Linked DNA regions of Homo sapiens: region 1 is linked to region 2. Evidence: read pairs that join two places in POLR2A ChIA-PET (ENCODE). Cell type or tissue: PC-3. All regions are shown on one strand. Links, peaks and the distances in the headings refer to the core of each region. The heading gives the core; the rest is flanking DNA.

The links. ChIA-PET counts read pairs that join two places held together with the same protein. Peaks named below come from ENCODE experiments on the same cell type or tissue, not always from the same donor. Only the 100,000 strongest peaks of a DNase experiment are listed, where the experiment ranks them.
Region 1: POLR2A ChIA-PET joins it to region 2 with 6 read pairs; 2 of 35 experiments call an interaction of 5 or more read pairs at or near these places.

Annotation. Positions count from the first base shown.
Region 1 is chr7:7,266,747-7,271,988 of GRCh38, forward strand. It overlaps LINC03016 (long intergenic non-protein coding RNA 3016), which reads left to right. Exons shown (of 4, transcript NR_108073.1): 3 at 491-696. It overlaps LOC107986764 (a long non-coding RNA gene), which reads left to right and starts at 4,658. Exons shown (of 3, transcript XR_002956539.2): 1 at 4,658-5,098. In PC-3, for the core only: no CTCF peak of the experiment used is centred there; no DNase peak of the experiment used is centred there.
Region 2 is chr7:7,199,307-7,204,797 of GRCh38, forward strand. All of the region lies in intron 1 of C1GALT1 (core 1 synthase, glycoprotein-N-acetylgalactosamine 3-beta-galactosyltransferase 1), which reads left to right. Among named protein-coding and RNA genes, the nearest start is that of C1GALT1, 20 kb to the left of the region's middle. RefSeq lists enhancers at 2,038-2,556, 2,707-2,836. In PC-3, for the core only: no CTCF peak of the experiment used is centred there; a DNase peak (open chromatin) is centred at 2,435; H3K4me3 peaks cover 1,097 bases; H3K27ac peaks cover 1,289 bases.

The sequences.
Region 1 (5,242 bases), core at 243-5,242, 67 kb after region 2:
GGCAATGTCAGGAATTCACCCTATATGGTCTAAAAAGGGGAGAAACCGTCAGTTCTGGGAATTGCCCACCCCTTTCCCAGAAAACTCATGAATAATCCATCCCTTGTTTAGCATATAATCAAGAAGCCACAATAAGTATAAGCAGCAGAGCAGCCCATGCTGCTGCTCTGCTTATGGAGTAGCCATTCTTTATTTCTTTACTTTCTTAATAACTTACTTGCTTTCACTTTACTCTATGGACTTGCCCCAAATTCTTTCTTGTGGGAGATCCAAGAACACTCTCTTGGGGTCTGGATCAGGACCCCTTTCTTATAACACCACCACCTGCTTTCTTGGGTCTCCAGCTTGCAGATGGCAGATTGTGGGACTTACTTCTTAGCCTTCATAACTGCATGACTAATTTATCATATTAAATCTTATTTTCTTTATATATATCTCCATCCTACTGGTTTCTCTGGAGAACCCTAATACATTTCCCATCTCTCTGCAGCTAGAATCAGCCAGAAACATATAAGGAGACTCCACCAGGAGTGGGGAGTTCTTGGGAAAGCTTTTGCTTCTGAAAAAAGATAAAAGTACACAGGAGAGCTGTCTGGTGCCATTCCTTGAGCATGTGAGAGACTGTGTCACCGGGAGCAGCAGTTATCTGTGGCCATAAGTTGAGATGACTGGATGAAATGCTAACATGTTGAGAAGGTAGGACAAAAAGAAAGAACCAGGGACACTGATGACATTGTTGAGGTGCATCAACCCTAGAACCATTATTAAGAGATTTATTATGTGAAATATTATTATTTACTGTTTTACTACTTGTAGCTGAAAGCATTTCTAACTGTGTACAGGACTACTTTTAAACGCAAGAAAGAATTTCTGGTGTTGAGGACTGGGTTATTTGCATTAACAACCATCCAATTCTTTGTGCACTGAAGTCTAAGTCACCCACATTCTAGGGTCACCTACACAGATAGTGATGAAGCTGCTTCTAACTGGTCCATGTTTTTTCCACTCTATGATAGTAAAAACAAATAGAAAAACATCTGCATTCCTCCCTTTTTACACACTCCCTGCGGCAATATTGGTATTAGACATAGCAGAAAATAATAACTAAGAAAATAACTTGAAGAAAACATGTCTACAAGCTTTTTGTTAAGAAAAAAAAAAAAACCCAATCTTTAAAGCCCGTATTTATTATACAAATAAATCAGAAATAATAGGTATATGGGGAGAAATGGGAGAAGAGAAAGGAAAGCCAAGATAGTGCTCATTTTTCACATTAATTCCAAAGGACAAAGGATGGGATGGGAGCTCGGGGGTTTCTGAAAATGCTCACCACAATCAGTTTACACAACTTTTCAGAAATATGTTAACTCTGTATCAGAGCACACTTTAATAATCTAGATATATATAGAGACACAATCTGTTTGTCTAAAGAAGCTTCCAGATTTTCCATTTAGTGTGTCTTTTACCTTTACCATAACCCTGAGTCATCTCTGATAGTTCTCATTTTGGAAGTGATTCCATGCATAGAAAGTTGTGTGTGGGCTCCCTAAGGACAGTAGCTGGGTCCCTTTTGTTCATTGGCTTACCCATAGCCTGCAGCACAATGCTTTGAACATAGGTAGTATTCAACCAATGTCAACTACAAGATCCCAGAAGACCCAGAAGACCCCTTACCTTTAGGAATGTGTGTCTTGTGAGGCACCTGGGATATTATCGCTAGCTCATTTTCTCAGACAAAACACAGAACAGTGACATAGTTTTGTAAAGGTCACAGGGCTAAGCAGCTCTCTCCAAATTTAGTCCTGTGCACTTTTCCCCAGATTTATTCCCAACAATGCCTGCTACACTCTTTAAAAACCAGCCTCAGACACATCTGTTCTATGAAAATTACATGGAACAGAGAAGTAACTATTTCCTCTCAGTGAACAACATTCTGCCATTTAAAAGGAAAAAGTGAACTTTGTGGGTTCCTCTTGTATAATTAGGATTTAATTTCCTTCAGATGGAGATGTGTAACTGATATTGCATATTATATACTGCACAGTCACTAATATAGAGAGATTCAATATGCATTCACTATGACAATGCATCAAAGAACTTTTTTTTTTACCCTTTTATCTTCATATCCCAGTTTGCTTTGCAAAAAGAATTGGCATTTCATTAAATATATAAATAAATAAAAGACTATTTTTTCAAGATTCACTAAACAGGTGTTGCTTACCTTAAGGCAAAATTTTTATAAACTAAAAAAATTCAGTTTCTGTAACTGTTCCAACATGAAAAGGACTAGTTATTCACCTGAGAGGAAATGTCTTATAATGAAGACTTTTTATTGAATCTGGATTAGTCCCTTGCCCAACACTAATACTGACATTTTTCCTGCTGAGTTGCAAGTGGCAATTCACTTTTGGAAGAATTTATGGGAAAATATAACATTATTCTATTTCCCAACCACAAGTTTTGTTTATTCCTCACACTATATAGATGGTGAGTCTCAGAGAACTGGGGGCTTCTTTGCTCCTTGATGGGGAAACCCAGCTGTGTGCTTCACGCAGGGCTGTCCATAGCCTGCAGCACAAGGCTTTGAACATATGAGGGGGTGTTCAACCAATGGCAACTGCAAGATCCCAGAAGGCTCCTTACACTGTGGGGACTGACAGCCTCTTATTCCCCAGTAACTCCTGTGGTGTTTCCAGCTTCACTCTTACATTGGCAAGTAGGGATGGAACGCGCTGACTGCCGTGTGAATGAACTGTGTACCTTGTTACTTCAAACATTGAAACTCTGATATTAAATTTTTTTTTTTTTTTTTTTTTTTTTTTTTTTTCAGACGGAGTCTCGCTCTGTCACCCAGGCTGGAGTACAGTGGCGCGATCTTTGCTCACTGCAACCTCTGCCTCCCGGGTGCAAGCGATTCTACTGCCTCAGCCTCCTGAGTAGCTGGGATTACAGGCACATACCACCACACCCAGCTAATTTTTCTATTTTTAGTAGAGATGCGGTTTCACCATGTTGGTCAGGCTGGTCTCGAACTCCTGGCCTCGTGATCCACCTGCCTTGGCCTCCCAAAGTGCTGGGATTACAGGCATGAGCCACCTCACCCGGCCCATTAAATATTTTTTAATGTGAGAAGATATACTTATTATCATGAACATACAAGGGAGGGATTTGATCACAGCCGAGCATTGCGGACATGTGACTTTGCGTGACTTGAAAAACCCTGGATACCAACATCTGATCAAGTGGAAAATTCATATGCCTAGGAAAAGTAGCCCCTGTGATGGGTGAATCTGGTGGCACTGAAATTTTTTCTTTAACTGCATTGAAAGGAGATGTATCAAACAAGCCTCAGCATGTTATTTAATTATGAGATCTGTTTTAAAATTTAAGTGAGAAACCAGGATATCTAGAAGCAAGTTATAGAGAATGCAAAACCTATTCCCCTTTAGGTATTCAGCTTGATGAGCCAAGTGATAATAATGGCTGTAGTCAGCTGTTGTTATTTTTGCAGTATCTAAGGAAGAGAGTGTAGATGAATTCTTCTCTTGTGAACTGCTTCAGTTAACTATGAAAGGAATCAATGTGTTCAATCTCATCCAAGATTTCTTTTTGAACCATTAGCTAACACTTCATGTGTGTGGATCAGTTCTTACTGATGGTACCTCCTGCTATGCTTGGTAAAACATCAAGCTTTGCTGCCTAGAATACAAAATAAAGAAAAATGAGTAGCTATTTGTATAATGCACTATTGTGCACTTGCTGCAAGAAGTTTGCCTGCAAAAACAAATAATGTTCTGTCTTCTTTATATGGTAACAAAAACTCCACCAAGAAAAAGATCCAAAACTTTGCCTCTTCCATGATTTTTTTTAAAGGAATTGGTAAGCTGACACATCCATTTCCATATAGAAATGAGGTGGCTTCCCACAGCAACATGTTTATTTTGCAACTAGATAAAGTGATGAAAATTAAGTGAAGCACTTCTCTCTTTCATCCTTCTGAGAGGGTAGCCTTCCCTTAGTTGTCTTGGGTGCCCATGTAATTGAAGAAAGAAAGAATGCAAAAATATTATATTTTTCCAATTCTGGCACTAAAAAAATAAGATTATGCAGGAAAAAAAAAAGACTTTCAAGTCAGGTTATTTCCTTGAGAGATTTCCCAAATACTCTGTCTCCTCTTTAACATACCATAGTCCCAGCCTGGAGGATCTAGCTTACAGAATTTTCCTGTGGGCTAGAGAAGAAACCTTTACTCCCTATGACAGCAAAGCTTCAAGACCTGCTGCTACATGGCAGAAGATACGACATCACAAAATAGACAACCCACCCTTTTTTTCCCCAAAGGATGGTGGGAAGAAGGAAGCAGAATGGAAAAGAACTAGGAAAGCCAAGTACAGAGATGATGTGTGTTCCAAGCACCACCCACCTTACCCCACCCCTGTCCCGCCCAGCTTAGAGGACTGAAGAGAATGCAGAATTAGGCATGGGTAGGGCTGCTTTTGTCCTAGTTCCCTTGGGACTGGTCGGGGACAGGCTCATAGGCTGTTCTGCACCACCCAGAGAGAAGCTGTGTCACTTGGCAGTACAGTAGGCCAGGAGAAGATTGTGGTGGCCCCACGTGGCTCTGTGGTATTTATATAGGATCCTGCAGCTGCTGAGTCTCTGGTGCGGAGCAGCCCAGTGGGGGTTGTTATAGTGGCAGTGGGGTGCCCTGTAGAGAGCATTACAGAGTGGGTCACCAGGCCCAGGATTAGAAGTGTCTGTAGCCCCCGAGGAACCGGGACAGGACTGAATCAGTCAAGAAGAGACGAGATGATGATGACGGAGTGGCCACAAAGTCCTCCCACCCCTACCCTATCCCAGATGAGCCCATGCTGTAACCACATGAAGAGCAAAGAAACAACTATTTATTCTCAGGGACTGTGTTAATGATTCCCAACCATCAGCATCGAAGAAGAGGTCCGGAAGAATGTGAAGAATGCTAAGTCTTGTGTGGAGAATAGAGGGGAGCATGAAGACAATCCACAGCCTGCAGGCAGGGACTTCATGGACACTCTACATTGTGCAGCAGCCACAGAATTCAGCCACAGGTGCCAGCTGGGTGAGTACCAACCAGGTGGATTAGGTCCACCACCCAGAAGATGCATAAAAAAACCACACCTGTCCCCCCAGATCCACAGAAGCCATCTTAGGGAAGAATCAGTGGGGATACTCAAGATAAAAAATGTGGAAGGCTCTTTTTCTG
Region 2 (5,491 bases), core at 314-5,313:
TTCAGGGGCAGGTTGTTCAGTTTCCATGTAGGTGAGCGGTTTTGAGTGAGTTTCTTAATCCTGAGTTCTAGTTTGATCGCACTGTGGTCTGAGAGACAGTTTGTTATAATTTCTGTTCTTTTACATTTGCTGAGGAGTGCTTTACTTCCAACTATGTGGTAAGTTTTGGAATAAGTGTGATGTGGTGCTGAGAAGAATGTATATTCTGTTGATTTGGGATGGAGAGTTCTGTAGATGTCTATTAGGTCTGCTTGGTGCAGAGCTGAGTTCAATTCCTGGATATCCTTGTTACAACTTTCTGTCTCGTTGATCTGTCTAATGTTGACAGTGGAGTGTTAAAGTCTCCCATTATTATTGTGTGGGAGTCGAAGTCTCTTTGTTGGTCTCTAAGGACTTGCTTTGTGAATCTGGGTGCTCTTGTATTGGATGCATATATATTTAGAATAGTTAGCTCTTTTTGTTGAATTGATCCCTGTACCATTATGTAATGGCCTTCTTTGTCTCTTTTGATCTTTGTTGGTTTAAAGTCTGTTTTATCAGAGACTAGGATTGCAGCCCTTGCTTTTTTTTGTTTTCCATTTGCTTGTTAGATCTTCCTCCATCCCTTTATTTTGAGCCTATGTGTGTCTCTGCACGTGAGATGGGTCTCCTGAATACAGCACACTGATGGGTCTTGACTCTTTATCCAGTTTGCCAGTTTGTGTCTTTTAATTGGAGCATTTAGCCCATTTACATTTAAAGTTAATACTGTTAGGTGTGTATTTGATCCTGTCATTATGATGTTAGCTGGTTATTTTGCTCGTTAGTTGATGCAGTTTCTTCCTAGCAGCGATGGTCTTTACAATTTGTCATGTTTTTGCAGTGGCTGGTACGGGTTGTTCCTTTCCATGTTTAGTGCTGCCTTCAGGAGCTCTTGTAAGGCAGGCCTGGTGGTGACAAAATCTCTCAGCATTTGCTTGTGTGTAAAGGATTTTATTTCTCCTTCACTTATGAAGCTTAGTTTGGCTGGATATGAAATTCTGGGTTAGAAATTCTTTTCTTTAAGAATGTTGTATATTGGCTTTCACTCTCTTCTGGCTTGTAGAGTTTCTGCAGAGAGATCTGCTGTTAGTCTGATTGGCTTCCCTTTGTGAGTAACCTGACCTTTCAGTCTGACAATTATGTGTCTTGGGGTTGCTCTTCTCGAAGAGTATCTTTGTGGCATTCTCTGTATTACCAGAATTTGAATGTTGGCCTGCCTCGCTAGATTGGGGGGGTTCTCCTGGATTATATCCTGAAGAGTGTTTTCCAGCTTGGTTCCATTCTCCCTGTCACTTTCAGGTACACCAATAAGACGTAGATTTGGTCTTTTCACATGGTCCCATATTTCTTGGAGGCTTTGTTCGTTTCTTTTTACTCTTCTTTCTCTAAACTTCTCTTCTCTCTTCATTTCATTCATTTGATCTTCAATCACTGATACTCTTTCTTCCACCTGATCAATTCGGCTACTGAAGCTTGTGCATGCATCACGTAGTTCTTGTGCCATGGTTTTCAGCTCCATCAAGTCATTTAAGGACTTCCCTACGCTGTTTATTCTAGGCAGCCATTCATCTAATCTTTTTTCAAGGTTTTTAGCTTCTTTGCGATGGGTTCGAGCATCCTCCTTTAGCTCGGAGAATTTGTTATTACCGATTGTCTGAAGCCTTCTTCTCTCAACTCGTCAAAGTCATTCTCCGTCCAGCTTTGTTCTGTTGCTGGCGAGGAGCTGCGTTCCTTTGGAGGAGAAGAGGCGCTCTGATTTTTAGATTTTTCAGCTTTTCTGCTCTGGTTTCTCCCCATCTTTGTGGTTTTATCTACCTTTGGTCTTTGATGATGGTGACGTACAAAATGGGATTTTGGTGTGGATGTCCTTTCTGTTTGTTGGTTTTCCTTCTAACAGTCAGGACCCTCAGCCGCAGGTCTGTTGGAGTTTGCTGGAGGTCCACTCCAGACCGTGTTAGCCTGGTTATCACCAGCGGAGGCTGCAGAACAGCGAATGTTGCAGAACAGAGATGTTGCTACCCGATCTTTCCTCTGGAAGCTTCGTCTCAGAGGGGCACCCAGCTGTATGAGGTGCCAGTCGGCCCCTACTGGGAGGTGTCTCCCAGTTAGGCTACTGGGAGGTCAGGGCCCCACTTGAGGAGGCAGTCTGTCTGTTCTCAGATCTCAAACTCTGTGCTGGGAAAACCACTGCTCTCATGAAAGCTGTCAGACCTGGATGTTTAAGTCTGCAGAAGTTACTGCTGCCTTTTGATCATACTGGTGACCAGGGAAGCGGGGGAAAGCCGGCAGTAACAGGCCTCACCCAGCTCCCACAAAGCCCGAAAGGCCAGTGCCACTCCCAAGGTGCCTCTTCCAGCAGCACTGAGTTAATTTCCAGGCAGCTGCTGAGCAGTATTGAGAAGCTGCCCCAGGCTATATGCCCTCCCCCTCCCCCGAGGAAGTAAGCAGGGCTTTCAGGTTTCACGCTTCCCTACCTGCCGTGGTTTCTTTGCTGCTTTCTGCACTGCCTGTTTGCCTCCTCCCCCGATTCTGTCCAGGAAACTTCATGTTTGTTTGAAACTGTTACACAGTTCAGCTGGAAGTTTCCTTCTCCTTGGGGTCTTTCCCCAATTCCACTGGCAGCTCTCCCCAAGGGCCTCTGTGAGACAAAGTCAGGAATGGCTTCCCTGGTGACAGAGAGTGCCCACAGGGCTCTTCTGCTTCTTCCTTTATCCCTATATTTCTCACAGCTCTCTAAATTAATCTCAGCTCCAGGTGAGGTCACATCCTTCTCTCGTGAATTGGCCCTTTGGGATCCCCAGTGAGGATGTGTGTTCAGAGGCAGACATTCCCTTTCACACATTGGGCACTCAGAGTTTTTTGGCTGTCTCAGGGGACCAGCAGCTGTAAACTGCTTCCTTTGAAAGGTCTATGGATTCTCTCGGCTTTCCTGGTACGTTCCCGTGGTAGTAGTTCTTCGAGTAAAAGTTCACGGTGTGAGTCTCCACACACTACTCGGTGTGTCTGAGTGGGAGCTCCAAGTTAGTTATGCGCCCTGTCTGCCATTATTTTCCCATTTTGAGTTAGTTTTCATATATTGTGTTATGTAAAAGTCCAACTTCATTCTTTTGCATGTGGATATCCAGTTTTCCCAGCAACATTTGTTAAAAACCTGTCCTTTTCCCATTGAATGGTCTTGGCTCCCTTCCCAAAAATCCTTTGACCATAAAGTGAGATGCTTTTTTTCCTCTGAATTCTTTATTTCATTGTTCTGTATGTCTGTTTTCATGCCAGTACTGCACTATTTTTATTAACGTAGCTTTGTAGTAAGTCTTGAAATCAGTAAGTATGAGTTTTCTAGCTTTGTACCTCTTTTTCAAAACTGTTTTGGCTATTCAGGGTCCCTTAATATTCCATATGAATTTTAGAATGGATTTTTCTCTTTCTGCAGAAAGCATTGTTGGGATTTCAGTAGGAACTGCATTGAATCTGTAGGTCACTTTGGATAGTATTGACATCTTAACAATATTAAGTTTTCTAATTGATGAACATGTAATGTCTTTCTAATTATTTATGTATTCTTTAATTTCTTAAAGCAGTGTTTTGTAGTTTTTGTCGTACAGATCTTTCACTGTCTTGGTTAATTCCTAAGGTTTCTTTTTTTTGCTGTTGTAAATGGAATTATTACTTCAAGAAGTGTTCTAGTTAGTGCGTAAAAATGTAACTCATTTTTGTGTTGACTTTGTATTTGCTTCTTTGCTAAATTAATTTATTAGTTCTAACAGGTTTTTTTTTTTTTTTGGAATCTTTAGGGTTCCCTGCATATAAGATCATATCATTTGTAAGAAGATAATTTTACTTTTTCTTTCCAGTTTGGTTGTCTTTTGTTTCTTTTTCTTTCCTAATTGCTCTGGGTAGAACTTCCAGTACTATGTTGAATAGAAGTGATGAAATCAGGAATTCTTGCCTTGTTGTAGATCTTAGAGGAAAAGCTTTGAGTCCTTTACCATTTGATCTTAAAGGAAAAGCTTTTAGTCCTTTACCATGTGTCTGATGTTCACTGTGGGTTTCTCGTGAGTGTTTATATCATGAAAGCATATTGAATTTTGTCAGATACTTTTTCTGCATCAATTGAGAGGACCATGTAGGGTTTTTTTTTCCTCCTTAATTCTGTTAATGAGGTGTATTGCCTTGATTGATTTCCATATGTACAACTATCCTTGCATTCCAGGATAAATCCCACTTGGTCATGATGTATATAATCTTTTAATATGCTGCTGAATTCAGTTTGCTAGTATTTTGTTGAGAATTTTTACATCACTGTTAATAATGGATATTGGTTTGTAGTTTTTTTTTTCTCTTTTTAGGTTGCTCTCATTTCTATTTCTAAAAATAATTTTAATTGACACAGTCATTGTACATATTTATGGAGTACATAGTGATGTTACAGTACATATAATGTATCAGGGTAATTAGCATATCCATGATCTCAAACACTTCTTTGTGTTGGGAACATTCAGTATCCTCCTCCTAGCTGTTTGAAACTATATTATTATTGTTAATTATAGTCATCCTACAGTACTATAGAATACAATAACTTATTTCTCCAACTATTATCATTAGCTGTAATTTTGCATCCTTTAACACATCTCTCCCTATGCCTCCCTTCCCCTTCTTGGTTTCTACTATCCTTTGTTGGTTTGTGGTTTTCTTGTGTGTCTTTGTCTGGCTTTGGTATCAGGGTAATGCTGGCCTCACAGAATAAGTCAGGAAGTGTTCCCTCCTCTTCTGTTTTTTTTTTTTTGTTTTTTTGTTTTTTTTTTTGGAAAAGTTTGAGAAGGCTTGGTTTTAGTTCTTTTTCACATGTTGAGCAGAATTCACCAGTGAAGCCATCATGTCCAGGGCTTTTCTTTGTTGGGAGGTTTTTGATTACTCATTCAATCTCCATACTGATATAGGATTTTCAGATTTTCTGTTTGTTATTCTGTTTCAGTAAGTTTTGTGTTTCTCACAGTTTTTCCTCATCTAGGTTATGCAGTTGTTGACATTCGGTTGTTTATAGTATCCTCTTATCATCCTTTGTATTTCTGTGAAACTATTAGCAATGCCCTACTTTCATTTCTGATTTCAGTAATTTGAGTCTTTTCTTTTTTTCTTAGTCTAGCTAGAGATTTATCAGTTTTGTTCCTTTTTGAAGAACCAACTTTTAGTTTCATTGATTTTTCCATGTTGCTTTCCTGTTTCCCATTTTGTTTATCTCTGTTCTTTATTGTTTTATTTCTTCTGCTAGCTTTGGGTTTAGTTTGTTCTTTTTCTGGTTTTTAAAGTTGTAAAAATAGGTTCTTGAATTGAGAACTTTCTTTTTGTTTCGTGTGTTAATAACTATAAATGTCTTCCTTAGCACTGCTTTATCTGTGTCCCATAAATTTTCTTATGTTGTGTTTTTCGTTTGTCTCTAAGTATTTTCTAATTACTCTTGTGATTGATTCTT